Linked DNA regions of Mus musculus: regions 2 and 3 are each linked to region 1. A link is a loop called in an ENCODE intact Hi-C map of the cell type or tissue named here. Cell type or tissue: left cerebral cortex. All regions are shown on one strand. Links, peaks and the distances in the headings refer to the core of each region. The heading gives the core; the rest is flanking DNA. Region 1 holds the start of Rsbn1 (rosbin, round spermatid basic protein 1). Region 2 holds the start of Dclre1b (DNA cross-link repair 1B). Region 3 holds the start of Hipk1 (homeodomain interacting protein kinase 1).

Evidence for each region. Hi-C counts contacts between places; a loop is a spot of excess contacts. Peaks named below come from ENCODE experiments on the same cell type or tissue, not always from the same donor. Only the 100,000 strongest peaks of a DNase experiment are listed, where the experiment ranks them.
Region 2: it touches region 1 in a loop (2.4-fold over the local background); 3 of 42 quality-filtered maps call a loop at or near these places.
Region 3: a loop joins it to region 1, with 4 times the contacts of the local background. A loop is called at or near these places in 3 of 42 quality-filtered maps.

What each region holds. Positions count from the first base shown.
Region 1 is chr3:103,907,604-103,918,175 of GRCm38, forward strand. It overlaps Ptpn22 (protein tyrosine phosphatase, non-receptor type 22 (lymphoid)), which reads left to right. Exons shown (of 21, transcript NM_008979.2): 20 at 1,778-1,855; 21 at 4,373-4,649. The coding sequence ends at 4,437. Rsbn1 (rosbin, round spermatid basic protein 1) reads left to right here and starts at 6,517. Exons shown (of 8, transcript NM_001356556.1): 1 at 6,517-7,550. The coding sequence starts at 6,848. In left cerebral cortex, for the core only: CTCF peaks have their summits at 5,813 and 6,661; DNase peaks (open chromatin) are centred at 6,822, 7,486, 7,716, 8,195 and 1 more place; H3K4me3 peaks cover 3,664 bases; H3K27ac peaks cover 1,978 bases.
Region 2 is chr3:103,803,174-103,813,745 of GRCm38, forward strand. It overlaps Dclre1b (DNA cross-link repair 1B), which reads right to left and starts at 6,214. Exons shown (of 4, transcript NM_133865.2): 1 at 5,727-6,214; 2 at 4,899-5,064; 3 at 4,221-4,403; 4 at 1-882. The coding sequence starts at 5,915. Ap4b1 (adaptor-related protein complex AP-4, beta 1) reads left to right here and starts at 6,344. Exons shown (of 10, transcript NM_026193.2): 1 at 6,344-6,884; 2 at 8,912-9,136; 3 at 9,604-9,734; 4 at 10,087-10,234. The coding sequence starts at 6,772. Gm15471 (predicted gene 15471) reads left to right here. Exons shown (of 5, transcript NR_040412.1): 1 at 1-27; 2 at 427-583; 3 at 1,079-1,150; 4 at 1,755-1,859; 5 at 5,041-5,267. In left cerebral cortex, for the core only: no CTCF peak of the experiment used is centred there; DNase peaks (open chromatin) are centred at 5,392 and 6,318; H3K4me3 peaks cover 2,210 bases; H3K27ac peaks cover 1,535 bases.
Region 3 is chr3:103,785,142-103,795,713 of GRCm38, forward strand. It overlaps Hipk1 (homeodomain interacting protein kinase 1), which reads right to left and starts at 6,134. Exons shown (of 16, transcript NM_010432.2): 1 at 5,854-6,134. In left cerebral cortex, for the core only: CTCF peaks have their summits at 5,928 and 6,261; DNase peaks (open chromatin) are centred at 5,029, 5,456, 5,715 and 6,233; H3K4me3 peaks cover 2,382 bases; H3K27ac peaks cover 2,072 bases.

The DNA of each region.
Region 1 (10,572 bases), core at 1,704-9,703:
AAGTCCCGGTTTTGTCTTACTTTATAAGCTTACTCATAGGCAGATTTTTTATCATGTGATTTTAGGTTTATGATGGAAAAAATTAGCCTTTTCCTGGTTGCTTAAGCAACAGTCTAATGACTAGTGTAAATTGGCCGGATGTTGGCCTGGTTCATTTGCCCCTGCCTGAATAAATTCTTAACAATATACTTAACATTCTGATTAGGCATGATACTGTGTCTTATATTTAGCCACATAGTTACATGTGGTCACTGATTAGCTAGTAATGACATCAGACTTACACATCTCTGATGTGGCCATGACAATGTTCTAACAATGGAATTCAGCCCAAGTTATTAGTCATTTCATTACCCTACAAGTAGAAATAGTTCCACTTGATGTGTGGAAACTGAAAATTGGGGAGGATGGTAAAGGAAACATATAAGTTGCTTTATCTTGTAGCTAGATACATGCTGAGCAGGCAGCATGAATAACAAGCCATAGGTAAGAAAGCTGTTCTCTCTAGTGTATGTTTGCTGATCTTTGCTGCCTTTGTTGAAAAAATAAAAGGAGGGAAGGAGGGAAGGAGGGAAGGAAGGAAGGAAGGAAGGAAGGAAGGAAGAAAGGAAGGAAGGAAGGAAGGGAGAAATAATTAATATTCCTCGTTGGGACAAATACTTTCAGTTCACATGTAGAGATTATTGATATCCTTGTACATCCCTCCCTTCATCCAACTGTGTTCGTGTCTATCTTCAGTTCCTAGCCCAGTTCTTGACACACAGTATTTAGTAAGTGTGTATTTAATTGGAAATGCCTGAAGTCTGCTATTATTCTAGAGATTCATACTCAAGTATTCTCCAGAAAGGAAATGTTCTAGATGCTTCTAGAAGCCTAATATTACATATATGTAAACACATATATGTTCTCACATTATGTTTTTAAATGTTAAGAACAAAAAAAGTAGGCAGTAATTTCTCTTTACTTATAAGCTATTTTTGAGAAAGTTTACATGAACTTGAGAAATCTTTATTCCTGTAAGACCATGCACATGTCAATTGTAGACCCAGTTTAACAAAATTCCTTGTAGAACTGGGCAAGAATTGATATATGTATATATTAAGGTGTTAGGAACATATGTATTTTTATATGTATGTATTTTTATATGCCTACACATAGTAAATACAATAGCGAACCAAGAAATATAACAATGCCTTTGAGAGACTATGGCCCTAACTTAGAATCATCTATGAGGAAAACTGGCTGGAAAGTACAGGAGATTTAGGAGTCGAGGGAAATATAAGAAAAACCTCAGCTTGCCATAGATGAATTAATGTGAAACATCATAAGCACATTATGACTCATCAGAGGACAAAGATAAATTCCAAGGCCAAATGTGAGTCCTAACTTAGTGGTTTTGTGACACACCATTTCCTTGGTTTTGGGTATTGCTATATATTCTGTTTGCAAAGAAAATAACTCGTTTGGTATGGTTGTTCAGGTCTGTAATACCAGTAGTTGGGATGCCAAAGTAGGAAGAGTGCCACAAGTTCAAGGCTGTCATGGGATCCATAGTGAGTTTATGCCTGCAGACTGAGGTCTTTCCCCCCCTCTCCATATCATAGTTATAATATACAAATATAATTTCAACAATTTAAACACTTTCAATATGATACTGATATATTTATTTTGGAGTATTGTTCTGGAGGAAATGTTTAATTTCAATGATCATGCAAGGAAATAAATTATAATCTAAACCTCTTGTCAGTCTTTACCCTATGTATTTTTCCTCTGATTACAGGTGTTTGTAATTCTTCCTCACCAAGCAAGCCTACAGAACGTGTTCAGCCAAAAAATTCCAGCTCCTTTCTGAATTTTGGTATGTGTATCATTTTAGATCAGAGTTAAAAATGTATATAATCTGGAGCTGGAGAGATGGCTGAGTGATTAAGAGCACTGGATATTCTTCCAGAGGACCCAAGCTCCATTCTAAGCCCTCTGTAGTGGCTCACAGCACTTGTGACTCCAGTTCCAGAGAAGCTAATGCCCACTTCTGACCTCTGCAGGGACTGCAAGCACATGGTGCACAGACATACATGAAGCCAAACATCAAAACACATAGAAAAAAATTATTTTTATATGTTTTAAACAAAATTTCATTTTTATTTAAATAAAATTTAAAAATTAAAATTGTAGGAACGGTTAGAAAATTTAATACTGCTAGGCAGACATACAATTGCCCAAACATAATTTTATTTCAGAGGAAGAAGCAGAAACTGAGAGATCAGTCTCTGTTATTATAGTCCTTGTCTCATTTTGAGAAAATGTTTACTATAAATGCTCTATTTCTTTAGCTATAAAACTTCCTTTACATTTCATCCACTCCATGTTTCAATGGTTACAATTGAAATAGTAAGATTTGGTTGGATGTTGGTGGCGCACGCCTTTAGTCCCAGCACTTGGGAGGCAGAGGCAGGTGGATCTCTAAGTTTGGGGCCAGGCTAGACTATAGAGTGAGTTCCAGGACAGCCAGCGCTACACTGAGAAACCCTGTCTCACAAAACCAGAGAAAAGTTAAAATTTGTATGAAATTAGTTTAAAACATTCAGATGGAACATTGTATAAACTATGAAAAAACACGTAATTTTGCCTTGGCAACAGACGTTTTCTGCTTCCTTCTTTTCTCTACATCACTTGAGTGACATATGGATCATCTGACTTTACATTGTGTATACCCTGGAATGAAATCTTAGCTGTATCCATGTTGCTTCTTCTCAAACATGCCTAGATGTCAAAGTTGCTATACTTGAAAGCACTTAGTTTTCATTGCTTCCTTTAGCAGTGGCAATAAAAATTATAAGAATATGTTACTTAAAAATATTGAAGTTGCCTCAGATGGAGCACACCTGTAATCCTACCACATGCAAGGGTGAGACAGGAGGATCATAAGTTCAGGGCTATGTCATAAATGCCCCCACCCCCTAAGTTGAGGGGAAAAAAAGCATATGGTTCAGGTTTCTTTTTGCTGAATTGACCTATATTCGGAAACCTGTAGTGTACAGCTGTTTTAAAGTATTACGAATTAGCTAGTGACTCAGATCAGATATAGGTATTTGAAGCTGTAGTTCTCACTGAGGACACAGCAAGTCCTCACCCCTCTGCGCAGTGCATGGGCTATAGTAAAGGCGCCTGTATTGAGGAGATGATGGTGATGTGTAACTACCTCATCTGAATATTTTCCTTCTCTTTATCATCAAAAGAGTAAGGTTTACATGAGCTAGGCTCTGTACACCTCCACCAACATTTAAAATTACTAGTTAATAAATATGAGGGGTTTATTCCAGCTCTGGCATATAGGTGTGTGTGTTTGTGTGTCTGTGTGTTTCTGTGTCTGTGTGTTTGTATGTATGAGTATATGTGTATCTATGCATGAGAATCTTGCAGAACTTGCCAGGCTGGCCTTGAACTTGTGGTCCTCCTGGCTTAACTTCCTGTGTGCTTGGATTAGAAGTAGTTGGTACCATTCCTGGCCTACTGTAGTTTTGGTTTTAGACTTGTAAACATCAGTAGTTACTAGGGAAGGTGATGAAATTCAAGTACCAGAAAGATCTTTGAGTTTTTCATCTTCTGTTCTCCCTCTTTCAAACCCTTCGGTTTTAAATTTAAGGCACCAAAGTTGCTAAGATGCTTTGAGAATCTACCACAGTCAAGACCTACATCGCTAGTGACAAAGAATAAATGTCCTCATCACGAAATTCTTTTTGAAAGCACCCAGTAATAGCTTTTATTTTATATGAAAGATTTTCATGTTCTTCATTGTGGAGGCAAGGAAGGTGCATTTCAGGAAGAAAAGTAATTATAACTCACTTAGAACCTCTTCTTCTCAGGATTATCTTATATTTTATAAGTTTTGAAACTTAATGTTTTAGTAAACTCAGGAGTTTCTGTGGCTGCATAGATACAGAACTAGATTTAATAATGCCACACTTAATTTTATAAAAGTGAAATTTGTTTTGTGATCAGTGGGTGAATAAAACAGATAAATGGTATTATATATTTAATTATTACAGGCTACTATAACCAGGGTTCTTCATATAGTTAGTACTATTAGTTAATCTGTAAATGCGCTAAGTTTAAATATTAGTAGTATTTGGGTTGGAGGTGTGCTCCAGTGGCAGAACACTTGCCTAGCCTATGCAAGGCCCATAGTTTGATCCCCAGTACAACAAAAATATTCAATTTTCATTTAAACTTTAATTACTAAAATGCCTCCACAATCTATTACTAAATTGATCAAAAAGGGTGCTTAAAATTTTAATGTTATACTCTAAAATTCAAGTATTAATTTCTGTGTATAAAAATACCCATCTTCATTCAGTTTTATTTTTGTCCTCAGGTTTCGGAAATCGTTTTTCAAAACCCAAAGGACCAAGGAACCCGCCATCAGCTTGGAATATGTAACGCACCTCTGGATTTATAAGAATATTTGTTAAAATTGTACCTGCAGATAAAGCTACTTGAATACTGCTATAATAATAATATCAGTAATGAGGATATATTTTGTCAATAGTCTTGAAAAGGAAAGCAATATGTGACAAACTTCCAGCAAACTTGTATTTTCATATTCCTTATATTTCACTGGGAACTGCCAATAAAGTTTGTACTTCAGTTTATGCTTCAAAGTGTATTTACTTTTCACGTTTGAAAGTTATTATATTTTACTTTCTTTCTATATATGAATTTTCTTTAAATATAAATTTTTATTTTGAGATGATGTCTCCTCCTCCATAGCCTTTGGAGGGCTGTGGTAACAAGCACACAAGTCCAGCATAAACATTAATTTCAATAGAATTGTAAGAATTTGATCATAACGTTCTCTTTAAAATATTTTTATGTATACAAGTGTTTTTGCCTGCATGTATGTACAGCACCTGTGTGTAGTGCCCATCGAGGCCAGAAGAGAGAACCAAATCCCTTGAATTGGAATAACAGGTTGTGACTTGCTACGTGGGTTCTAAACCAGGGTCCTCTGCAAAAGTAGTTAAACGCACTTAATTCACCATCTGAGTTGTCTCTCCGACCCTTCAACTAAATTTATACACTGCCTTAATATTAAAAATAACTTTAAAAAATAGATTTTGCTATGCAGCCCTAGGCTGGCCTCAAACTATTGATCCTTCTCCAAGCTGCAGACCGCTGCTATTGCAAGCGTGCTCCATCACGACTGACTAAAGGTTTTAGTTAGAAAACAAAGCACTCCTTCCTTTGTGCTTGCAGTACTGCTTGTGAAAATGACTAAATGTCTAAACGGAGTGTATCTCCTCAATTTCCCCAATTGTTGCGTAAAAGAAGGAAAGATGATGTACAAATAACGGCAGTGATCACTTCTGTATTGCTATGAGGTGTCCAACTGTATGTATGTTTACCCAGTTATTCACTTACCAATTCAAGAAAAAAAAATCAACAGCGGTTACTTTTTGTTAGCACTTTAACTTTCTTTTTTGATAGTGTGTTCTTCATAGAAAAGGCCCTATAGATAAACGTGTCCACATAAAACGAATTTATGTTCACAACCATTTAAAGGTACTGGTGATTTGAAAATGTATTTCTATATGACTATGGATTCTTCTAAGTAAATTATATTTCAAATCTAGTTTTATACAGTAAATAATTTAATGGCTCTTTATTATTGTAAAGGGTTGGCTTTACTTTCCCTATCAGTTTAATATTTTTACTTATGAAAATACAGCCTAGCAACAGTATTATTTGCGCTTTAATACTTTTTGTTGGGAAACCCAAATGCTAGGGCAAATTGACCTGTATTGTTACTTGTTTATTGTAGTACAATGTATACCCAGTAGGTGTTCAAGAACTTCTCTATTTTAAACGATAACTTTTATTACAGAAGTTCACTCAGCCTAAGTTACTTCTCTGGGAACTAGTGGTGTTAAACCACAGTGTCTTTTATATGCCTAGTACATCATTGTAGTCGGTTATTTCCAAATAGCTTTCTCAAGGACTTAAATGCAATTCTAGGTAAAAAGCTAAAGTAATGAAACTCAAAACGGATTTCTGAGTAAACACCATCTCCTGGCGAACAGTGTCAGGTTGACAGCGCTTTTCACATTTGCAAATTTATATGTATGGGTTGAAAAAAAATTAAAAATTTCTATCGAGACATTTTTTTTTGTTGTTAACTATAGCTGTATGTTCAACAAAAATGCTGGATTCTACCTTTCCAAGAATTGGAGGGAAAAGTGACTCTGGCAAGGCGGAGCTGCGCTCAGGGAACGCCTAAGGCAACATTTGCACCTGCCTTGAGCCTGCAGCGGTCGCCACAGCAGTGCTATAGGAAATGCTTCAAAAAAATTTTTTTTTTCTTTTCTGAATAGCAGCTTTACAATGTTCTACAGCGAAACCGTCGTTTTACATATTCCGAAATTCTTTTCCTCCTGGTTTGTCAAGGGTAAACTGGAGATTCTTTTACCTCACAAAGGCTATGGGGAGAAATACGAAATTGAAAAGTCACTATGGAGACCACCTCCGGGCAAGATGAAGGAGGAACACTGGAAGTGGAGCGCCTGAACACACGGCGAGACTCTGAAAGCTATTAACATTGTTTGGGCGGTTAGGGCGGTTGGCGGCAACTCGCCGGAGGGCGGCAGTTGCGTGGCACCCCGAAGCGTGCCTAGGCGCACGCTCCCCTCCGCTCCTCCACTCAGAGAGCAAAGTGGGGGCGGAGGGGGAGGGGGAAGAACGCGAAGGGCGGTGGAACTACAACTCCCGCAAGGCCTTGCGCGTCCAGGGTGCTTTACAATAGAAGCTCGGTTGGCGAGGTCTGCGGAGAGGTGTCGGAACTGCCGTTTCCGGCATGTTCAGGTCTACGAGAACGACCGATCAGTGGAGGGTGGGGGAGAGACTCCAATGCCCAGCGGGCCATGCGCGGGCAGCGCTTGCGCGAACCGCGGACGGGGGGGCGGTCGGGCCATTTAAATGTGTGTTTGTGGGTGAAATGGCTGCGCAGGTCGGAGCGGTTCGCGTAGTACGGGCGGTGGCGGCGCAGGAGGAGCCGGACAAAGAAGGGAAGGAGAAACCCCATGTTGGGGTTTCGCCGCGGGGAGTGAAGCGGCAGCGCCGGGCGAGCAGCGGGGGTTCTCAGGAGAAGCGGGGGCGGCCGAGCCAGGACCCCCCTCTCGCTCCCCCTCATCGGCGGCGTCGTAGCCGCCAACATCCCGGGCCGCTGCCTCCAACGAATGCCGCCCCAACCGTCCCGGGCCCTGTTGAACCTCTGCTCCTGCCGCCTCCGCCGCCACCGTCGCTGGCACCCGCCGGGCCCACTGTCGCTGCCCCGCTCCCGGCCCCGGGCACCTCGGCCCTCTTCACCTTCTCGCCTCTGACGGTGAGCGCGGCCGGGCCCAAGCATAAGGGCCACAAGGAGCGGCACAAGCACCATCACCACCGCGGCTCCGATGGTGACCCCGGCGCCTGCGTTCCGGGCGATCTCAAGCACAAGGACAAGCAGGAAAACGGCGAAAGGAGCGGAGGGGTGCCTCTGATCAAGGCCCCCAAGAGAGGTGAGAGCAGGCGAACCGCTGGGGCTCGGGCTGTAGGTCTCAGTGCCCATATCCCGCCCCTTTAGGACTGAAAGACGCCGCTCTACTCCCCTGAGCCCACTGGAGTGGACTCGGGATTGCAGGCGGTTGCCACAGTTTGACCTACTTGAGGCTTCTCTCTGAGGCCGAGCTGTCAGTTTCCATCCCTGTTTGCAGTTCCCCCGGAGCCTTTGCAACATTTATTTTCAAATTCGGCAGGGTTTCCGCGCCGCGCAGTGCTTGGCATCGGATTAGTAGGTGGGGTACTAAAACCTCCCTTTCTGAAGTAAAGGCTTGTCACTGAAAGTCCCTTCTTGTTCTCTTGCTTGGAAATCTTTAGTTTTTCTCATTCCTGGCACCAGCATATTTACAGGTTTGACTCTGGGCTCTGAGTTTGAATTCTTAAAGAGGTTACACAACTACTGGTTGCCTTAGCTTCGGCGAGGTTAAAAAAATCATTTACGGTGTTTATTTTTCAGCTAGACGTAGTAAAAATAGTTTTTTAAAAAAAAATATTAGCCCTTTTAATTGTTAGTATGGTTTAGGATTGGTTCGAGGAAGGTTTTATCACCCTCTGAGTCTAGGAAGTATACCAACCGTATCTCTGAAGGGAAGGAAGCGTGCAGTAGGATGCAGATGCAGATGTAGATTCTAGTTTCATTTCATTTTGCCAGAGCACTGTTTGAGAATCTCTGCAATTCCAGCAGTCTTTAAAGGTTTTTCACATAGAAAAAGTAGGACTAAGAGTGCTTTTGAGATGAATTAGGTTGGCCAAAATTGGTGTCTTCTATTGCCAGATACTTGTAGCATGTATTTATATTCTTTATGGAAGAAATGAAGCAGGGTTTTGGTTATGCCATATTTATACTTTGTATATATTTATAACTTATAATAGTCATAATCAGTAAATACTAACACACTAATGTGTTCGAATACTGGGTAATTCCAGTTATTAACATGTTAGTCTTTGATTCTAAAATTTCGAGTGTCTTGGATTTTTCCCATATATTTACTCACAATGCTAACCAGTTTGTGTGTGTGTGTGTGTGTGTGTGTGTGTGTATGTTTAGGTGAAATAATAGGTTTTCACTTTTCCACTGGACAGAACTGCATCTATATTTTTCTTTGGTGGTATCCAGATACCATCTTTAGGAGTATAACTGTGGCAAACTGACTGGTATGCCAGTTTTCAAAATAATTGCATATTGGAGTAGCTTATATTTTTACCCTTTTTCCTCATACTCCCTGGTGTGTGTCCATACACAGCCACAGGGACATTTCAATAATCATTTTCTTTAAATTTGTGCTGTAGGAGAGAATACTAGTGTCCTTGGCATAAAGCTGAGACTCCTAAATGCTAGTTAAAGCTTTATCACTATTGGCAGTCTGCTTGGCTTTCTTTCCCTTGCTTCCTTTTCTCCACTCCTTTGCCTTGACAATTCTCATTCCAGAGGCAGTCAGTAAGCTGACTAGAAATGATCTGAGATCTCTCAGTTCCCCTTTATGGGGGAGGGTGGTGCTGACACGTGTAGTAATTCACAGTGTGCGCCCCGGAAGACTGTACAGGCCCCGTGTTCTTTTAAAATCAAAACCAATTCTGTAATGCTGATGAATAGAATTTTCTCAGATGATGCAAATATTCTATATCTATGTTGTCGAATATGGTAGCCATATGTGACACTTAAAGATTTGTAATGTGACTGTGTGACTGAGAAACTGAAATTTTATCTTACTGTAACATACAACATGTTCCATACAGCTCATGGCTACTACATTGGACTGTACAGCTTTTTGCCAGTACACGAAGAAGAGAAATGGGTAAAACCAGGCTATTTGAACACTTTTCACTTCTGGTTTAGAGAGGATTGGATTGTATACCCAAACTGTATAAATTCTGGGGGAAATTGCGCCCTCTGGTCAGGTATATTTGAGGAAACCTGTCCGGGAGTGGTCTGGATATCTGACCCACACTGAAGCTTCTGTATACAATAAACTGTGTTAATATTGTTTAGTTTAAGCTTTTTGAATAGTTGGACCAATACTTGTAAAAAAAAGAAATCACAGTTTGTTTATTTTTATTATCTTCAGGTTCAGGAGGCATGGCTCTGGAAGTAAATTTTGGTTCTAGTACTTATTGTGTGATCAAGATAAAAAATTAATCTCCTTTTAACCCCAGTTTTCCTGTTTGTAAAATGAGGTTGAGGTATTTTCATTCATATGGTTGTTATATGGATTGTTGGGGCAGTGTATGGAAGTCATTTAAAATAGTGCTTGGCCCATGGGAGGCAGTTCAAACTAGCTTGCTTTATTTGTCTATCTATTTATTTATTAATTATTGTGCTTGGTCCTGTAAACACCTCTAATAAAGTAGATTGTTGTTTACAAAGGAATTTTGTCCTTTTGCTTATTCTAAGATTTTTGGGAACTTTCTTTTTTTTTTTTTTTTTTTTAAAGATTTATTTATTTATTATATGTAAGTACACTGTAGCTGTCTTCAGACACTCCAGAAGAGTGGAGTCAGATCTTGTTACAGATGGTTGTGAGCCACCATGTGGTTGCTGGGATTTGAACTCCGGACCTTCGGAAGAGCAGTCGGGTGCTCTTACCCACTGAGCCATCTCACCAGCCCCTTTTGGGAACTTTCAATTTACTTTGTAGTAATTATAGATTCACAGAAAATAACATAGAGAAGCCCTTTTCCTTTTCCAGTTTTCTTCAGTGGTTATATCTTATATAACTATTGTATAATACCAACACCAGGAAAAAACTGACGTGTGTGTGTGTGTGTGTGTGTGTGTGTGTGTGTGTGTTTCTGTGCCATTTTATCATATGTAGATTTGTGAAACCACCATTGTAAACAAGGCACAAAACTCTCCAGAAACATCTCTCATGGACTTCCCTTCATATCCTTAGGCACTGTCTCCCTACCCTCTCTTCTGTTTCTACCCAATAACAACCACCAGTCTATCTCTATAATTTTGTTATTTGAGAATATTGTATATTC
Region 2 (10,572 bases), core at 1,252-9,251, 100 kb before region 1:
CGCAGTCACTTTGGTTCCCTCTCGCTGGTGAGCCACTGTCTCCCCTTGACAGCAATGGGGACTCTAAGCCAATTTTCTCCCTGGTTTCTGGAAAGAGAAACTCATCTATAGGTTGTAATTGCACTGAGAATTCCAGTGGGGCAGTCAACACAGTCGCCATCTTGTTGGAGTCACAAAAGAGGACTGGCTCATCACGTTCTTTCCTGCAGAAGTCTGGGAACAACTGCTTCCTGGCCTGCAGAGGATGGGGGCAAAGCCTCTCAAGGTGCCCAGCCCAGGGAGAGAGGTTTTCCTTTTTGTGCTTCTTTGAGTCTCTGTCAACTTTAACCTGATTAGCTTTCTCCTCAGGGGATTCAAACACAACACCCTGAGTTCTTGGCCTCTTGAGCCTCCTTTCTAACTGCCAAAGCACATTTGTTTTCCTAGAGGAGGAACTCATGTACTGCTGCACAGAGTGTGGAATCAGAGGCATAGCGAGCCTAGGACTCAAGCTGTCCTGAAAGAACTCTCCACAAGGCTTTTGATGGACGATGGGCACCACCTGACAAGGCCTCAGCGCTGCCACAAAAGCACGGAGCTCGGAGTAAGATGAATGGTCAGAGTACGGGACGGTGTAGATGCTGGGGTGAGGGCTGCGCACTTTCCGGCTTGTGGGGAAAATAGCAATGGTAGGGTGACTCTGGTTCCACTGAAGCATGGCAGAGTGGCAGATCTCCGTATGGTCCACAGCATGGATGCGCCCGGCTTCTTCCTCAACTGTGAACACGTCTGCCAGGCCCAGCAACTGTACCAACTCCAGGCGTTGAGGACTTAATACCACCCAGGTCCGAAACTCAAGGGCTAGTTGCTCCAGCAGTGATTCTTTTCCTAGACTATAGAGTCCTAAATTATGTCCAAGGGGTTGGAGGAAATAAGAGAAAGAAGAGAATGAAGCTATTAAGACTCTTGATCAACCAATGTTTAGCAAAAATACATAATATCTATGTAGCAATCCAAGAAGTTTATCAAGGTGCATTTAAGATATACAGCAGATGCCTGTATGGTGCACACAAAATCCTTTTTTTTTTTTTCTTTTCAGTTCAACAAGAGACGGCATCTACCAAGCATCAAGCGCTGTGGAAACAGATGAAGAAGGTTTCATCTCTCCAAGGTACCATCCAACTGCAGACTCAGAAACAATGTAGTGAAGGGTGGTTTTTCACACACAGGTACAAGTGTCATAAAAGGCACAGAAGAGCAGCAGCTGCCAGGTGATGAAATTAGGAAAAGTTTCTGTAAAACGACAGGTGACAGCTGGGCCAGGTCCACTTTGGGGGATGGGTGGGGAAAAGTTTAAGTATTTCTTTGGGGAGAAAAGAACAACACACTTCCATCTAATTAAAGAAACTCACCATACAATCTAGAGGCTATCTATTTCTCTATATCTTATCTATTAAGCCATGAAGTCATAGACCAGCTCAGGCTCCTCTCCATCAGTTCCCACAAAGTGTGGCTCTCTGGACAGCACAGGCAGGCAGTTTACTGACCTCAGCTCCCTTCCTCTTCAGCTTTTCTTTTGCTGATCCCTTTCCTTCACGTGTTCTGTGTGTTCTCACGACACACAGAGCTTCACATGCTCAATGTGTATCAGTTCTCCTAGCAGGAATCCTATCTGTACCTTGCTGCTTACAACAATGCCAACAGCATGCTGTGTGACACTAGAGACTCTTCAGTTCTGCCACTGTAACGCTTACAGGCCACTCCTTTTTGAACAGTATGCAGTCACTTGATTCAATAATATCTCCCTGCCTGAACATTCACACAGACGTGCTGAAGGAAAAACTCCATGCTTTCCAAAAGGCTTAGAGATTATACGTCAGGTATGTTTCCTCTTTCCCTTCATGCTTGTCATTTTTGCAAATTAATGGAAGATGGTTTTGGCTGAAAGGAAGCTGAGCGCTATCTTACAGGATGGCTAGGGTTAACAGCAGAGACAGGGTAGAGTGGAAAGCATCTTAAGAGGGACCACCTAAAAAGCAAAGTCAAGGTGATTAGGGAGATAAATCACTAGGAAGGCCAGCCAAGGTCTTCTGAAAATTCTGTAGATGAAATGGGGGTGGATGGAGAGTGTGAGGTAGAAAAGTGATAAGATTTTAATAATCAGAATACTATGTCTTTATAAAAAATAATACAGTAGGACCGTCAAATGCCTGGATGAGAAGTGGGAAGCGGAAGTTCCATCAAAAGATACTCACAAAGAAAAAAATGCAGGCCTGAACTTTAAGCAATGGCTGTGGTGACAGACATGGGAGTTGCTACTTAATAGTTGTTTTCAGACTTCACTGTTTCACAACTAAATTGCTAACTCCTTACAAAAATGTTTTGTTTTATATCCACTCCCTTTGACTATGATTGAAATTTCACTTTTGAGGCAAAATGTAGTTGTTTTTCTGCTTTCTGTACATCTTTTTCCTTCTCTGGGTCCTACCTTAAAACGACAAGAAGCCCTCAAAGTCAGACACCATATTTTATTTAGATTTATATCCCCATTGCCTACTAGGTAAGTGCTACATTACAGGGCTAATTATATATTTGCAAAATTAATCAAGCCCTACTACAGGCCGTCTCCTAACCAGCTGTGCTGTTCTTGAGAAAATTCTGCATGTTAAACTTCAAGAATAGTCAGCCATAGTATTTCTTCATGAAGAGTTGAGTAATCCTGAGGGTAGGGAATATTTCTCAATCAGTTTGGTAGTTACCCTGGTAGGTGTATAGTTTTTTCATTATTTTTATTTAAGGTCAAATTTGAAACTCCTTTCAGAGTTAGGACATATACTTTAAGATAGTCATTTTCCTCTTTTAAGGACCTTTAATTTTAGGAACAAGCAAAGAAATTATTTAGAACAAAATCTGTTTTTTTTTTAATAAGAAAAGCTGATTTTCATAAACTATCTCTTAAAAAGCAACTTCAAAAGAGTCCCCAAAATATTGTATACTGCTGTGGAGTCACTTGAACAAGCAAACAGCTGGTCTTCTAATGCACCTATTTAAAGCACAGCAATCATAAATTCACTTAGCAAATATTTATTGACTCCCTCTTTTCCAGGCATTGTATAGGCGCCTGAGATAGCACCCTAAGAAATATAGAGCCTCATTATAGTAGAACCTACATTCTAGCAGAAAAACAGTAAAAATTAAAAGGAATAAATATGGAAACTGTGAAATCTATATTAGGAGACAATTAAGTGGAATACTGTTCCTCTTCCAGTTAAAACCACTCAGCAGCTCTTTATTGAGATTGCAGTCAAGTTTAAGATTGCTCAGTTCCACTCCAACTCCTCTGCCTTTTCAGCCTCCCTGCATTCTGTGTATCTGTCGCACTGGCTGCTACTTCTCTGACAAAGCGTCCTCCTACTTCTTCTTAAAAATGTTTATTTATTTTATATGTATGTGTGTGGTCCTGAGTGCATATGTGTACCACATGTATCCAGGGGCCCTCAGATCCCCTGGAACTGGAGTTACAGATGGTTGTGAGCCACCATGTGGGTGCTGGGAATTGAACCCGGGTCCTATTGAAGAGAAGCCTGTGCTCTTAGCCACTGAGCCATCCCTCCAGTCCTCTTAAAAATTTCTTTTTATTGTTTGTTTTGTTTTATTTTGCTTTTCAAGACAGGGTTTCTGTGTAGCCTTGGCTGTCCTGGAACTCACTCTATAGAACAGGCTGGCCTCAAACTCAGAAATCCGCCTTCCTCTGCCTCCCTAGTGCTGGGATTAAAGGCGTGTGCCACCACTGCCCAATCCTTGAGGGTTTCTTTTGGAGTTTGTTTAGGAGTTTACATTTGTGTGTTGCGGGATATAGCAGCAGAGGCATATTTAAAATGTACAGAATACACTGGGAGGTGATGGATTTAATTAACGACAAAGCTGGGGAGAAGAGATGAGAATTTAAGAGTGAGGATGGTGGGCAAGTTCACATTTTTTCCCCTTTGGAGATAAGAGTCTTTCTACAGAGCTGTGGCTGCTTTGGAACTCACTATGTAGACCAGGCTACTTCTGCCTCCTGAGTGCTGGGATAGAAGGTGTGAGCCACCAAGTCAGCTGGGAGGTTCAATTTTAAATAAGATAACCATAGTAGTTTTACAAGAAAGGTGAGCAAGGCACAAAGATTTGGAAAACAATGAGGACCTTCAAAGAATTTTGATTCACTAAGCATGAATGGAAGAAAAAGGGAAACCGCTCACCAATTTTTATGTTGTGTTGTGGGAACTGTCGGATTAGCTGGACAATCTGCTGAGTAGCCTCTTGTCGGGAAGGAAGAACCAGGGCTGGATTGCAATTAGTGTTGTCTAGATACAAAGTATGAATCTGTTTCCCCAGTATCAGAGCAGGTTCCTTCAGCATGGATGGTGTATATCGAAAATCACCTGGAAGAATAATATGTGGGGTATAAGAAGTGGGCAAAAAACAAAGGCTAGAAGACAAGCCTCTTCTACCTTCAGTAGCAGATGGAGATTGGTTACGAGTTTATGCAAAAACTGTCCTGGCACTGAACTGTACAGTCTAGTTTCTTTGTGAAAATGTCTCTTTCCCACTCTTGGAGATTTTCTGTTTGATTGATGTTTTTCTTATGAGACAGGGTTTGTCTACATAGGCTGGGTGTCCTAGAACTCACTAAGTAGACCAGGCTGGCCTTGAACTCATAGAGATCAGCCAGCCTCTGCCTTCCAAGTGCTGGGATCAAAGGCGAGCACCAACATGCCTTTCTTGTTTTCTTGCTCTTGTGATTTTATTTAACAAAGTAAAGGATGGATGGTCAAGTAGGAAATCAGTTGGAAAGGGTCCCTGTGCCTGTATGGGATAAAGCTATCTTTCTGGGTAAAGGTAGCTATAAAGTGTGAGGAATGCCTTGGGAGGCTCACCTGTGTATAGAATTGTTCCAAAGTATCCTTCAAAGAGAAACATGACAGAACCAGGGCAGTGATTGGCATCTATGAGCGTTACAGTCATGGTTTCTTGCCCAATTTCATCTAGAGGTAATACATGACTCTCGCCAACCTCCAGGGCCCGGATCCAGTGCTTAGACACCTGAGGAAAACAGTTGGTCACCCGAGTAACCATAGACTTCTCTTTCATCAAGGAAAGCTGACCGAGTTCTGAACCACTCTCATGTAAGCTGTTATAAGGATTCCCAAGAAATCTCTCCTTCCTCTTCTGTCTCCCACCCTTTGTACAGATTTAAACTCAGAATCTGAAAACAGTCTAAATAAAGATTCTCACACTTTCTCCTATCATGATAATCCCAGCCATGGGTGGGAAACAACTGTCAAAAAAAGTTCCAGTCTCACACCAGCCACTTCTACTGACACAGACAAGATGAGGAGATGTTAGACAATATGTGTTTTTATCTAGCACATTAGATGAATTATTGGGGGCGGGCAATGAGTGTTGGGGATCTAACTTAGGGTTCTTGCACACACTAAACAAGTGTTCTATCACTGAACAGTCTGGTAGATTCTTAAATGCAAATTAGGAAAGCACTGGTTTTTGAAAAGATAGGAATCATTTCCTTGACTAAAAACCTCCAGGTAGTTAACTAGAAGCCAGTCTCATTCCGGGATCAATTCCCACATTTGTAAAAATTCAGTCCTTATGTCTCCCACTCGGTAATCCCCCAAACTGTGACAGATCAGAAGTCCCCACCCAGATTCCTGGACTAGGTCTCAGCGATCAAATCCCAGCCCCAATACCTGCAGGCGACGATGCAAGAGGCAAGCAGTGATGGGAGAGCAGTAGAGGGGCCGGGCCCAAGTGCTAGACAAACCCACCGTGTGGTCACAGTGCATGTGGGTTAAGAAGAAGAGCCGCGCCGAACCGGCACGGCGCAGGCTCCAAAAGTCCACAGCAATGGGCGTTTGGGGGATTACGACCCCGTTCATGGTGGCAGAGTTGAGGTGTCACCCAGTGGGGTCTTCGCGGGAACCGCACTCCTGAGTGAGGTTTCCACGACAGCGTCCCAATGACAAGTGGACTCTGGAACAAGTCCAGAAGCCCTAAAGGAAAACCATCCCAGAAACGGAATTAGTAGACAGAGTGAGAAAAAAGAAGGTGGCCGCGCTCGGGACGATCAGGATGAAAGCGCCCAACGCGGAAGAAGTCGGGAGAGCATCACTCACAACCGCGCGCTGGAGCTCGGGCCCAGTCCCCACATTGTCAAAGCTCGCGCGGCGGCGGGGAGACAGACCCTAGTAGTTGATTTCCGATCGCCGGCCGCGGCGCTCACACAGTGAGCTGCGCGCCTGCGCCGAGGGGGAGAATGGGTGGGGGAAGGGCGTCCGGAGGTCGGTGCCCCCCCCCCCCCCCCCCCGGACCTGCGCTCGGCGCTCGGCGCGACCCGGAAAGCTGCTCCTTGTGTCTCAGGGCGACGGGGCGGGATTTCCGCAGGAAGCTGTCTGGGGTGTCCTCGGCCACTGGGACTAGATTCCCAGGGAGGAGGCTGTGCTAGGTCTTTGGCCTTTTGCTAGTGTAGAATTCGTAACTGGGCCTAGAGAGAGTTGAGATCTGCTGGGCAGAGCCAACGGCCTGTGGGTCTCCGGGCGGCTCCTGAAGGGTCGGGGCTCGCCCGAGGACCCAAGAATGTGTTCCGCCCTGGGGGGCAGGCACAGCAAAGTGACATCTCGCCGTTAGTGTTTTCACTGACTACATCTCCTTTATTCAGGCTCCCACATCGAAATTAGGAGGAGCCCACGAGTTCCCTACGGGTCTGTGGAAACTGTCCCGTGAGTGTTGGCGACGATGCCATACCTTGGCTCTGAGGACGTGGTGAAGGAACTGAAGAAGGCTCTGTGTAACCCTCATATTCAGGCTGATAGGCTGCGCTACCGGAATGTCATCCAGCGAGTTATTAGGTATCACCAACCTACCATAGAATTCTAACTCCCCCCCCCCCCCCCCGGCCCCACTTTTAATCCTCTTCAGAGCTCTGCGATCACTCTGAAAAAGTTAAAGAAGGGCAGTTTTATCTTTTGGCCTTGAGGCTGCATTTCTGGGTTGTCATCTCAGTCTTCCGTGTGGAACACCATGCCCAGTTGAGAGGTCTCCTTCATACCACAGGCTTTAGCAATTGCGGCTGACTCCTGGTTCAATGACTTAACGTAGAACAGTTCTCCCTTTTTTCTAGATTCAGACCTGTATATCTTTCTGCTTGCTTTACATTTCGACTTGGATAGTTCATCAAAGATATGACCAAAATAATACTATCATTCTTCTCCTCTTTAAACCTACTATTCTGCTTGTATTTGTGTTATGAATGTCACCAGGCACCCTACCAAGCTTGCTAGTCAACCTTGAAAACATTGTCTACTGTCAGGTGGTATGAAAAATTCAAAATATCAATTCTTGTTCTTAAAGTTGTACTGTTGTTGGCTCAGGCTGTAATTACCAAAGCCTGTTGTGGTAGTTTATTAATAAGTAGCCTTGTCTCCTCACTTTGGTTAGGATTTTTTCTATTATATATGTTTGAACGTGTAACTAATCTATAGTTGTAGCTCAAAACTGTAGGTAGGACACAAAAGTCCCATGGGGTCCTTTTTTAAAAAATCGTGATCTAGGGATCAATTCTGATTTCATTAGGATGGGATAGAATCCAGGAACTGTATTGTAAATAAACAGTCTCAGTTGATTGTAGTAGTTTGGTTCCACAACATTGGAAACAGTAATCAGTGGAATGAAATCTAAACTTTTTGTTTGTGTTGTTTTGTTTTTGTTTTTTGAGACAGGGTTTCTCTGTGTAGTCCTGGTTGTCCTGGAACTCACTCTGTAGACCAGGCTGGCCTTGAACTCAGAAATCCGCCTGCATCTGCCTCCCAAGTGCTGGGATTAAAGGTGTGTGCCACCACCGCCTGGCTGAAATCTAAATTTTTTATCATGCCACCCAAGGAACAAAAAGAATGTTTAGTTCTTGCTCGTGCCTCCTAGCATGAATCATTATCTGTGTCACGTTTTCCCAGTGAGCTGGTCACAGAGCTAAAGCGTTCTGTGACGAAGCATTTTCTGACTTCCATAGTGGCATGTGGATGTGGATCTTCTTGGTCTGTATTTTGTGTATTACTTCAAGTAGTTACACTGGATTTTTTTCAAATCAGTGATGTTCTTAGCTGACTTCTTAGTTGATCTTGAGTTCCTAAACATCTGAAGCCACTATGGAAGTCAGAAAATGCTTCTTCACAGAATGCTTTAGCTCTGTGACCAGCTCATTTGGAAAACGTGACACAGATAATGATTCATTTTATTTTGTTTTGAGACAGCCCTAGCTATCCTGGGAACTTACTATGTAGGCCAGGCTGGCTTTGAACTTTGAACATGGCTTTCACCTGCCTATGTTTCCTAAGTGCTTGGGTTAAGGGTGTGGGTCACCAAGCCCTGCTTTTTTAAATGTTTATGAGCATTTTGCCTGCATGTGTAAGTGTACCACAAGTATGGCTTGTACCTGGTGTCTGTGTATGTCAGAAGAAGGCATTAGATCTCCTGGAGCTATAGTTACCAGTGGTTATGAACTGTCATGTGGGTGCTGGGAATTGAACCCATCTCTTTTGCAAGAACAACAAAATACTTTTTAACCTTTGAGCTCTCTCTAGTGTGTACCTTCTTATAGATGATGTCCCCATATGATCTCTGGAATGTTAAAGTGGAGTGTACCATTGCCAGATCACGCCATTGGTATGTACTAAGGATTCAACAGTGTGAGAATAGAGAGCAACAGTTGCAGACTCTTAATAGGAAGTTTTGTGTAACATTAATAGACAAAGTAGACCCAATTGTATTTCTCTAAAAGCTCATAGTTTGGCTAGCTAGCCAGAGCACATGTAAATACAACTCTTCCTACAGATTGGGAATTGTGTGTTTTACTTCTTTCTGCTCTGTGTATTTGTGACAGGCACATGACTCAGGGCTTGGACATGTCTGATGTTTTCATGGAAATGGTAAAGGCCAGTGCCACTGTAGATATTGTTCAGAAAAAGTTGGTTTATCTGTATATGGGCACATACGCACCTTTAAAACCAGATCTAGCACTCTTGGCCATCAATACGCTCTGCAAAGACTGCTCAGACCCCAACCCAATGGTTCGAGGACTGGCACTACGGAGTATGTGTAGCCTCAGGTGAGTGCTTCGATACCCTGGTTCTCAGTGGTTGGTGACTATAAGAGACTGTAGAGCAGATTTGTAGTGAGGACAGCTTAAGTTCCTGAATACTAAATAAGGACTGTTCTACTTTGAACTCAGATTTTCAGCCATTAACTTCGACTTTCGAAACTGTATCTCATGGTTTTCTTAAAGGTGATTTTCCTTTATCTTGGTGAAATAGTTCTGAGTTTTGGTTAAAAATGTTTAATGAGTCATTACTGTAACTTGTGCTGGGTGTGCAGCATCATTACAGATGAAAAGTCAGATTATGCCTTATTAAGTTTGATAGAGGCTTTCTCCAATTTCTTTTGATCTAGTAGATATACATTCAAGCATGAACTATTAAATAGTATTTAAACTAAACCTCTGATGATTGAAGAAGAACTTAATTTTGTCAAAACTATTATTTCAAGATCTGACTGACTCCAGGATGTGTCTCTTAGGATGCCTGGTGTGCAGGAATATATCCAGCAGCCTGTTGTTAACGGTCTGCGTGATAAAGCTTCATATGTCAGAAGAGTAGCAGTCCTCGGCTGTGCCAAAATGCATAATCTTCACGGAGACTCTGAAGTGGGTAAGACCATCCACTATGCCCAATATTTATTTGTGTCTCTATTATGTATATAACTTTGGAAAAAAACTATGTTGCTTGGTAGAAAATAATAATAATGTGTCTACACTACTTTGCATTTTTCTAAATAAGATGCGTGCCCATTTGTTTTATATTTGGCTCCTATTTTCAGTCTTCAAATGAAGTTTATTTCTTGATCTGTACATCCCTCTTATATCCCAAATGATGTTAATCTGCACTGCCTTTGTTGTTTCTTTTAGCAGAGTGGTAGCTTTGTCTGGCCAGAGCTGTTACTCTGGTTCTGTCACTATGACTCAAGGTTTTCTTTATCTGTAATCTTTGATCTCTGTTTTAGATGGTGCTCTCGTCAATGAGTTGTACAGTCTTCTGCGTGACCAGGATCCAATTGTGGTTGTGAACTGTCTGAGGTCTCTAGAGGAAATTTTAAAGCAGGAAGGAGGTGTTGTCATTAATAAGCCCATTGCCCACCATCTCTTAAATAGGTTCGGATGCTCTTTTTTTTTTTAATGAGATATGAATCATGGTAGGATTTTGTTGATGCATTAAACTAAGCCTTCCTTTATTACTGTGTATGGTGGAGTGGTGGTGATGTGGATTTGGGTATACATGTGCCCCGGCATAAGTGTGAAGCTCAGTAGACAACTTAGAGGAATTGGTTCTCTCCTTCCACTTTTAAGTGGGTTCCAGAAATAGAACTCAAATTGTTAAACTTATACAGCAAGAAATTTTACCGAACCATCTTACTGGCCCAGAAGTAACTTCAAGTTTACCACAGTTATCAATTGCCTTATATTTCACTGAGAGAATTCTTTTCATCTGA
Region 3 (10,572 bases), core at 1,322-9,321, 120 kb before region 1:
ACCTTATAAAGTCCGACCTGTGATTACTCTCAAGGCTTTATTTTATCCACTCTTTCCCCAGGGCACACTCTCCTAAGTTTCAGTGCTTGGAAGAATGTGCTTGTTCATGTATAATGTGCTTGCTCTTCCTGAACTGAACTTCATGTCCCTTCTTAGCCTTCTCTTTGCCACATAAATCTTACTTCAGTGTGTTAGGCTTGCTGAGTTGTCTAAAAATCTACTTTCTCCTTTATTAGGCACATGGCTAGACTATGTTGACCAGTCTTCCTCACCAGTTGAGAACAATGCATAAAATAAGGCTTTCAGAGATCCAAGCTTCTACCCTGAGATGACACCCAAGTACTAGTAGAGTAACAAGCTGGAAGAAGCCCGGGTCTGTGAGTGGCCCTGCAGCAGAGAGCAGATTAATAAGCTTGGACACCACTTTGACATAGAACATTTACAATTAGGCTGTTACATAAAACAGAAACAATTTTTCCTCTACTAGATTATTTAGTCAGATAAAAATACTCAGAAGTCTTCCCTAGGGCTATTTTATAGTAGGTCAGGCTCCTGAAAGGCTCCCATAGCACAGACCTCCTTTATAGTTACACTTATTTAACTTAGTCCCTTAACAAGCATACACCGAAGACCTGGCTGCCTGGCTGCTAGGAACTGTTCTAGACACAAGAGACACAGTGACCAGCCTGGTCTACAAAGTGAGTTCCAGGACAGCCAGGGCTAGACAGAGAAACCCTGTCTTGAGAGGGAGGGAGGGAGGGAGGGAGGGAGGGAGGGAGGGAGGGAGAGAAGACAGAGTGAGTTCCAGGACAGCCAGGGCTACAGGGCTACACAGAGAAATGCTGTCAGAGAGAGAGAGAGAGAGAGAGAGAGAGAGAGAGAGAGAGGAAGAAGAAGAAGAAGAAGTAGAAGAAGAAGAAGAAGAAGAAGAGGAGGAGGAGGAGGAGGAGGAGGAGGAGGAGGAGGAGGAAGAGGAGGAGGAGGAGGAGGAGGGATAGTTTGTACATCCCAACACTCATGCATAGACAGATGGATAGACAGACAGATAGATAGATAGATATGCAACCAGTGATAAGCTACGAAAAAAACACGAGATGGTGGTCAAGGAAATCTTTTTATGGTGTTGGCATTTAAACAGCGATCTAAATGATAGCCAAGAACAGTTGGTACACAGATAGTGATATTCTGTGTATAGCCTGTATCTTCTGTGTAGCAGAAGAATGGGAAAGGCAGATGCAGAACCCAAAGAGGCAAGCAGGGGTAGTTCCTCTAACTTTTTCCAGCATCACCATTTAGACTTATTTAAAAGTTGACCTCTGAGGACAGAGGTGGAAGTTAAGAGTCAGCTCCATGGTTGGCTCACTTGTTGCTCTTGCAGATGACCCAGGGTTCGGTACCCAGGTCTCACATGATGGCTCACAGCCATATGCAATTCCAGTTATGGGGAATCTGACACTCTTTTCTGATCTCCTTAGGCACCAGGTATACACATGGTACATATTCACATGCAAGCACAACACTGATACACATAAATAAAACTAAGAAAATTTTAAGGGTGACTTCGGGTGCAGTGAGATAGCTGAGTAGATTAATCTCCAGAACCACAGAGGAAGAGAGCTGTCCCTTGCCGGGTGTGCGCACGCATGTATAAAATCGTTTACGACGGACTGGAGAGGTGGCTCAGTGGTTAGGAACACTGATTATTGTTCCAGAGGTCCTGAGTTCAATTCCCAGCAACCACATGGTGGCTCACAACCATCTTGTAAAGTGATCAGATGCCCTCTTCTGGTGTCTGAAGACAGTTACAATGTAATTACATGCATAAAATAAATATTTTTTAAAAATAATTTTAAAAATAAAAGCCAACTTCTTTTCTGAAGTTTAAATTCTGTAAGGGTGGTCCTCAGTAGCAGGGTAGTGAGCCACTATCGTTATTTTTCTCTTCTTCCTTTCTGCATCACTATCATCCATCATAATGGCTGCCTTACAGTATGTGTCAATCACTTCCTAACATGACTGACTATGAAGATCACACTACTGCTCCTGACATAAATGTAAGGGAATCTCAGCAATGATCCCAACTGAATTAGAGAAACACATGTGACAAACTAGTCTTTTGTCTGTGATAAAATATTACTGCTGTAAGCATAGTAACACAGAGGCAAAAAACTAAGCTTAAACCCCGAAGGACAGCATTTGCATAACAAGTTAGCCACCCCTTTGCAGTAGTATTTCCTTCCTTCCTGCATTCGGGCCTGCGGATTACAAGCAAGTTTCCCAACTAGTATTGCAAAACAGGGTGTGGAAAGGTGATATTAGCTGCCAGGAGAGCACCTACAGCTGTGTAACCTCAGTCATTTAAAAACTGCTCTGCTGTTTTGGTAAACTGGCTAAAGGATCTTTCCTTCTGGGTAACGTGCTTTCCCGAGTCTCAATACCTGCTGGTTCTGCATAACAAATCGATAGCGATAAAAGAAGAGTATTGGGGAAAGGTATTATCTTACTATGTAGACAAGATACAGTCAACAAGGCTATAAAGTTTGAAATAAAATGACAGCACTAAGAGTTTCCAACATAAGAACAGAGTTAGACTAACAAGTAGAGATCACCATAAAACACAAATAATAGCAAGTGAGGGCCCCATCAGATCAGCCAGCAAAGATCCAAAGGAAGCCTGGCTTAAAGAAGGTAACAATGGTTTGGCAGACGGGAAGTACACCGAGGCTCTTTTGGAAACAATAAAATACCTTTGCCAGGCTACAAGGGATATGGAAAACGAGTACCTGTGTAAAGGAAGGAAGTGTATTTGACTGGAGAAAAAGCAGGAAAAAAAAAGACAGTACTTGACTTTTACAGCTACTTTTTAAAAAATCTTTCTTAAATCCCTAATTCTAGAAACTAAAAAAGGCCAAATAAGTTTTACCCAGAGCTAATGAGCAAAATGCTGGTTCCTTTCATAAAGTAACAAAGAAAATACGGTACCAGGTGCCTTTAAAGAAGCCACAGGGGGGGCTGGAGAGATGGCTCAGTGGGTAAGAGCACCCGACTGCTCTTCCGAAGGTCCAGAGTTCAAATCCCAGCAACCATATGGTGGCTCACAACCATCTGTAACAAGATCTGACTCCCTCTTCTGGTGCGTCTGAAGACAGCTACAGTGTACTTACATATAATAATAAATAAATCTTTAAAAAAAAAAAAAAAGAAGCCACAGGGGATTCAATACCCTTAGACAGCTGCTGGATATGGCACCCAAAAAAGGAAAAAATAAAATATAATAAAATCAAAGTATAAAAGGCACTAGAGGGCCAGCAAAATGGCTCATTGGGTAAAGGCACTTGCTGCTAAGCCTTTAAAAATGAGTTTATCCCCTGGATCCACATTAGAGAAAACCAATTCCCAAAATTTGTTTTTTCCTGAATGCGTGCGCACGGTCACAGGCACGCATACACAAAATGTAACAAATATACACTACTGAGAAATACATTATGCTACATATACTAACTGAATTTCTACAACTAAAAAACGATAAAAGACAAAATCAAAACCAAAAGAGACCCATCCCAGGTACCATGACTTTTCAGTAGGCTGGGGCAGGACCACCCCTTCAGCTCAGGAGTGGGATCAAGCCTGGTCAACGGAGCACTAGCCTGTGCTCTTTACAGCAAACAAAAAGAAAATCAGAGTAAGTGTTAGCTCAAGGAAATGATTTTAATAACTTGTGTCCAAAATGGCATGAATTGTAAGGAGAGAAACTGGCTAAGAAGCAGTAGGGGAAAGGTCTGTAACAAACACAGATTGTTGTCACACAGTCCAAAAGAAAGAACAGTTGACAGATCAGGCTGCTCAGGCTTACAAAGTTATTCAAATTACAAAAGAACCAATTAAAATACAAAGCTAACACGCTGCACAAGTTCCGAGTGTAAGTTCACAGGCAGGTCTGGCTCACTGATCGCTACCAACAAAGCATTGCTAGTTCTGTGCTTATAAAAACAAAAACAAAAAAGGAATGAATTCTGTTTTCCAGAGAAATGTCAACTCTGATTTTTTTTCCTTTCAGGAGGAAGATCTGGTTTGATTTTAAATCTCATTACTGATCAACTTGCTCTAAAATCTGTAAACTACAATGTCCAGAGATCAACTGTTCAGGACGCTATCAAAAAAACGACCTGCCAACCAGCGCCAACATTTTTGTCAGCTGCTTTACCGGTTTGGCAGCCTCTAGCTTCAATCTCAAAAACTTTACCGAAATATTCTTCAAACCAAGAAGAGTATCTTTTTTCGTTTGTTCGGTTGGTTGGTTTGGTTTTTTGAGACAGGGTTTCTCTGTGTAGCCCTGGCTGTTCTGGAACTCACTCTGTAGACCCAGGCTGGCCTTGAACTCACAGAGATGCTCCTGCCTCTGCCTCTGGAGTGCTGGCATTAAAGGTGTGTGCTGCCAAGGAGAGTATCTAAAAGACTCCATCACATTGCAACACTGAGTCCTGAGAAAATTGCATGCAAAGTCTTAAAATAACCAGTTGAATAACAGTGATGAGGTAAAATGAGTCGTTAGGTTTTTAAATGTTTTACAGGAAGCTTTAGGCTTTTAACTGAGCAACCCCCACCCCCAAAAAAAATTGGCAATGGTTTGCATTCTCTATCATCTTAACCAAAAAAAAAACAAAAAAAAACAAAAAAAACAAAATCTTACAGACCATGAATCAAAAATAGCTTTACACAAACAAGAGCAAAATTGTAGGTTTTGCTGAGGCCATCCGCCACTTAATTTAACCCCACTCCGTCTACAGCAGGAAGCCATGCTGCTGTTTTCATCAGTTACTAGGAAACAAGATAAAGAGCGGACTGGGGCAACGGAGTCTACATTTGAAACTCTTGTTTGTGGCTGCACTACACTACTGAGAATTCTCAAAGTGTCACCAAAGAGACAAGAATGCGCATCTTATGAGTATCCACAACTGAGTCACTGGTTATGTAGAGAAAAGATTCACTTACTGGAGCTTGCCCCCACCCCCTCTCCGGCTTCCCGTTCCAGTACCCATTCCCAAACAGGAAAGAAAACGCGCCCAGCATAAACACACAGGCCATTGCTCACGGTTCGTCACCACAACAAACTGGAGGTTAGACCAACGCTCCTAGAGACCAAGTTTTTAGGTCTCGGTTGCCAAGCACAAAAGGGGGACGCTGCCCTACAGAGCTGTTTATAGTGTGGGTCCTACCCAAAGGCTTTTGGTTGTTTCCATCTTTTAATGTTTTGGATTTTGTTGTTCTTGGCTTTAAAGGCGACGACGGACTGCAAAAGTTTAGACCTCTAGCTTTGCCTTGCAGAGATAAACATATAGGTGGGCTGGTCCCCACACAGCGTTACCACCATCACAAATTACATACTCAAAGACTACAGAACATGAACCAAGAGAACAGAAAAGCTTCCATACCAGCCCGACCACCACGATTTACTCTAGATGCGGTTTCCCGGTCCCCAAAGGCACCAATACGCCCAAACTACAGCTACAGGGAGTGGGGTGACATGCACACGCACAAGCACAAGAACCTGCCACCGCAGTCCGCGGTTGGGGTGGAGATCTGTACGGTGGGGAGATGCCAGACGGACCCCTGTCACCTGAGGACAACACGATCTGGAGGGAAAGGCAGGAGGCAGGGGGAGCTGCCCATTTTCTCCGGCACGCAGTCGCGCCTGGCCGCTCGCGACCAGGCGCCTAGGGCCGCGCGGGGCCTGGCGAGAGAGGCACCCCAAGCAAGCCGGCTACCCAAGGGAGTCTGCGGCTCGCTCCGTCCCACCTCGGGGCGCCGACTCCCAAAGTCCACGACCCCAGCCCCTCGCCGAGCCTGACTCACCGCCGGTGTGTGTAGTTCTCAGCCTCGAGTCGGGGCCGCCGCGAGGAGGCGGCGGAGGAGAGGCGATCCGGGGCCCCGCAGCCGGGTCATCATACCCCCCGCACGAGCCGGCCCCGGCCCCGGCCCCCGCCCCCCGGAGCCGTCCCCGCGCCCGTCCTGCGGCCGGAGCCTCGCCAGCCTCCCGCCTGCCCTGCCACCCGGCCCCTTCCCGCCGCCGCCGCCTCAGCGCCGAGCGCTCCCGCCTCGGCCTCCCCTGCGGTCCGGGGCCACGGCCCGGCCCTTCGCTCCGCAGCCGCCGTTGTCACCAGACCCGACAAGTGGAGCCCCGAGCGACCGCCTCCATCCCGCCGGCCCCGCCTCGCCGGAACCATTCAGCCACCTAGCGCCATGACACCTACTGAGGCGGAAGTGCGGAGGAGCGGGAGGGCTGAGATCACTGCATCTTGCCCCGGGCCGCGGGTGTGGGTGGGCCTCCGTGGGGAGCCAGCGTGGACAGTGTGTGGGGACCGGTTTCCCAGTCCTCTCCGCACAGCAGTCTCCGAGGTCGTTTAACCGGCGTTTGGTGGCGGTCGGGTTTCTTACAGTTAGATGTCATCTCAGCTAGTGTGACATCACCCCAAACCAGTGTGATTTTCCCCCAACATCCCAATCACATCCCAGCGATTGGGCAGCGCAGGGAGACATTGACTACCTGGGGATGACTCTGAGGGTTTAGAATTCTCAGTTTTTACTTAAATTGTTTGCTGCCATGTCGATTTCAGGGCAGCATAAGGGATTTAGATGCCTCCCTGTGCTGAAGCGCTCCCACCGTAGAATCTGTTAGGAAATAAAATATCCGAACTCAGCTCCTCCATGCATGCAGTAAACAAAAATTGTCTTACCTCCACGAAGGGTAGAAAGGCGGTGGATTCCGGAAAGTGGACCTGGCATAATGTTTAAGAAAAATGACCCTGAAAACTAGGTTATCTTAGTAGACAGTTGCCAACTCAGCCTCAAGAGATTCTGTGGGACTTGATATGCCTTCCGCGCTGTAAAATGTTGGTTCTTAAAATGAGAAACATTTCTTGGAGTCGAGTATTTATAAGAGTAAGGTAGGATGGTACGTGCCTTTAAACCCAGGATTCATGCCTTTAAACCCAAGATTCTGGAAGGAGAGGCAGATGGATCTCTTGTGAGTTTGTCAACTTGATCTACATAGAGAGGCCCTACCTAAAAGAAAGAGGAGTGCCGGGCAGTGGTGGCGCACGCCTTTAATCCCAGCACTTGGGAGGCAGAGACAGGCGGGATTTCTGAGTTCGAGGCCAGCCTGGTCTACAGAGTGAGTTCCAGGACAGCCAGGGCTACACAGAGAAACCCTGTCTCTGAAAACCAAAAAAAAAAAAAAAAAAAAAAAAGAAAGAGGAGGAGATGGAAAATGTGTTCTTTCTTACAAGAACAGTCTGAACCCCTAACTGACTATCCACCACCATAGATTTTTACCTGTGTCCTGTGAGCAGAGAGCAGGTCTAGGAGAGGCCTTTCTATCAGTTATATTTTTCAGTCCTCACTCATACATCCATGATTTCTTTGGATCTTCACCTAACAAAATGTTTTCTAGGCTATCCTATCATACCTTTTAAGGAAAGTCGTTTGAGTTTCTCCTCTTAACATTGGGAATGGGGAGGAAGTTCATTTCCCTGGAGAGCCAGGGTTAGCAAAATGTTCAATCCCACAGGACAGATTCCCTTGCATATTTTCACAGAAACTTCCTTTCTTGAGTGTTTAGAGAACATAAAGTCCTCATGTTGGGCTGGCCCTGGAAATACCAAGACACAGAATGAATGAACATGCCTGCTTAGATAGCCAAGAAAAAGGCCTGGTGTTAAACAGATCTGCTTAACAAACAAGCTTTAGTTATGAATTGCTCATTTTGCCCTACCTCACCAGAACTCTATGACTGGCTTTTCATTTACTCTCAAGTTATGTCTCTTTTGTGTTTGAAAACATCTCAGATGTTACATGTCAGAGCCTTTCCTGATTGACTCCTGCATTCTCACTCAGCCCTGTCACCTACCTGTTTATTTGTACCAGCTCTTCATATAATTAGTCTCTGTTTTCGTTGTTCTTGACTTGTTTTTTTTTTTTTTCAATCTGTCTCAGTCTTCAGGGAATGTTTAAAAGTGTAGTATTTTTTTCCTCTCTAATGTCATTCACTCATTCGTCCAACAAACTGCTTTATGCCAGACACTCCCTAGATACCAGTTCAGATGAAAGATGAGTAGGATGTAGTCTTCTCCCCCCCCCCCAGAGTTTTCAATCCAGTGAGGAAAAATGCCACACAAATATACATGACTTGAATAATGGAGTCAGAGAAGACCATCAGAGAAGAAAATATCTAAGCATGTTTCAGTCAACAAAGCTTCAAAGTTTAGTGCTGCATAGTCTGTTTTCCATTCAACAAATCTATAGAGTATCTCCTATGTGCGGGACATTGCTGGAAATTAAGGAGGAAACAGCACAGCCTATACACTAAAGGAACTAACTGGATGCAGGATTGGTAAGGCAGGTAGACTCAAGAGTTTTGAAAAGCAGAGGCTTGATCAGAGGAGCAGGACATGGTAGTGGGAAGGTCAGTGAGTGGAGAAAGGGGCAGAACAAGTACTTCCTCTCTCAGACAAGAGCGAGCAGCTGGAGAAGGACTGGGGCTGTGGTCAGTGCTGCAGGTACAAAGTTACTTTTAGTCAGTCCTGGTAGCACAGGCCTGTAATCCCAGCACTTGGGAGGGAGAGACAGGAAGATCTGGATTTCAAGGCCAGCCTGAGCTACTTGAGACTTAGTCTCAAAAACTAAATTTTTTTTTAAAGTCACTTCCCAAGAAGCAGAGACAAGATAATCTCTGTGGATTTGAGCCAAGCCTGGTCTACATAGAAAGTTCCAAGCCAGCTAGATCTACAAAGTGAGATCCAGTTTCAAAAGAGCACAAAAAAGAACTTTGACTTCTATTCTGAGCAAATGCCTTTAGAGGATTTCAGCAGAGAACTAGTGTGGTTTGAAATAAGTTGTGCGAGACTGTGTGTTTGGGGAGCAGACAGGAGCAAGGGAGGAAGCGGGGTGAGTGCTTAGGAGATGCCCGCAGTGGCTCAGAGAAGACACAAAGGTTTCTTGGACAAGGGTGGTAGAGGTGAAATGGTAAGAGCAGGGAGATTTAAGATTGTCTCTAGAGTTCACAGAATTTGCTAGCTGTTTGGGTGGGAAGGGGAATGAAAGAGAAAGGACAAAATTCTTGCCCGATGGCTGGCACACACCTTTAACACTGGCACTCAGGGTGCAGAGGTGGGTGATCTCTGTTGAGCTGGAGGCAAGCCTGATTTACATAACATGTTTGAGGCTAACTGGTTATACAGAGAGACCAATATAAAATAAAATGAAATCAACTCAGCAGCAATTTAATGAATTCTGGGGTAGAGAGATGGCTCCATGGTTAAGAGCACTTGCTGCTTTTGCAAGAGGACACAGTCAGTTCCCAGAACCACATGGGAACTCACAGTCATCTGTACCTCCAGTTTCAGGGGCTCTAATGCCCTCTACTGCTTCCCATGTGGCACTGAGTACATATGTGATACGTATAAATACATGCTGCAAAAAACACACATAGATATTTTTATTTATTCTGTTTTATGTATTTATTTACTTTTTTGAAAGAAGATTTCAATAGATGTGACTGGCTTAGAATTCAGAGATCTTCATGTCTCTGCTTCCTGAATACAGGGATTAAAGGCATACACCACCTTGCCTGGACTAAAAACAATAAACAAACAAATTGAAAGAATGATAAATGGACCTCATTAGAGAAACATAATGGGATTTGCCAGCAGTGTGGAAGGTCATTTTAATGTGTGAGATTATGTCATTAACTGGCCTTGATAGCACAAGCCTGTGATCCCAGCACTCGGGGGCTAAGGAAGGGGGATCATGAATTTGAGTCAAGTCTAAACTGCATGGTGAGATCCTGTATAACGGCAGGTGCAGAGGGCTGGAGAGATGGCTCAGCAGAGGACTGGGTTTGATTTCCAGAATTCACAAGGTGGCTCACAACCACATGAGACTGCAGTTCTGGGAGATCCAAAGGTATTTTCTGGCCTCTGAGAGCACCAGGCACATATGTTGAGGCACAGACATATGTTAAGGCAAAATACCCACACATATAAATATGATAACAATTTTTAAAAATTAAGAAAGGACTAAAGAAGGGAAGAAAGTGAGAGATGGAAAGGAGAGGAAGAAAGAAAGAAAGAAAGAAAGAAAGAAAGAAAGAAAGAAAGAAAGAAAGAAAGAAAGAAAATGAGAAAAGAAGGAAGGAAAGGAAAGGGAAGGGAAGGGAAGGGAAGGGAAGGGAAGGGAAGGGAAGGGAAGGGAAGGGAAGGGAAGGGAAGGAAAGGGAAGGAGGAAGGAAGGGAGAAAGGAAGGAATTTTTTGAGGTGGTAACCACCTGTAACCTAAGCACTCGGTTGTCTGAGGCAAAAAGACAGCAAGTTCAGAGCCAGTCTGGACTACATGGCAAAATTTGTTGTGTTTTCCTGTATACACACATTTGTGGAGGCCAGAGTTTAATATCAGGTGTTTTCCTCAATTTCTTGCCATCTTATTTTTGAGACAGGTTTTCCACTGAACCTGAAACTAGACTAGATAGCCAGCACACCTTGGGGATCTGCCTGCCTCCGCCTTCCTAATAATGGGATT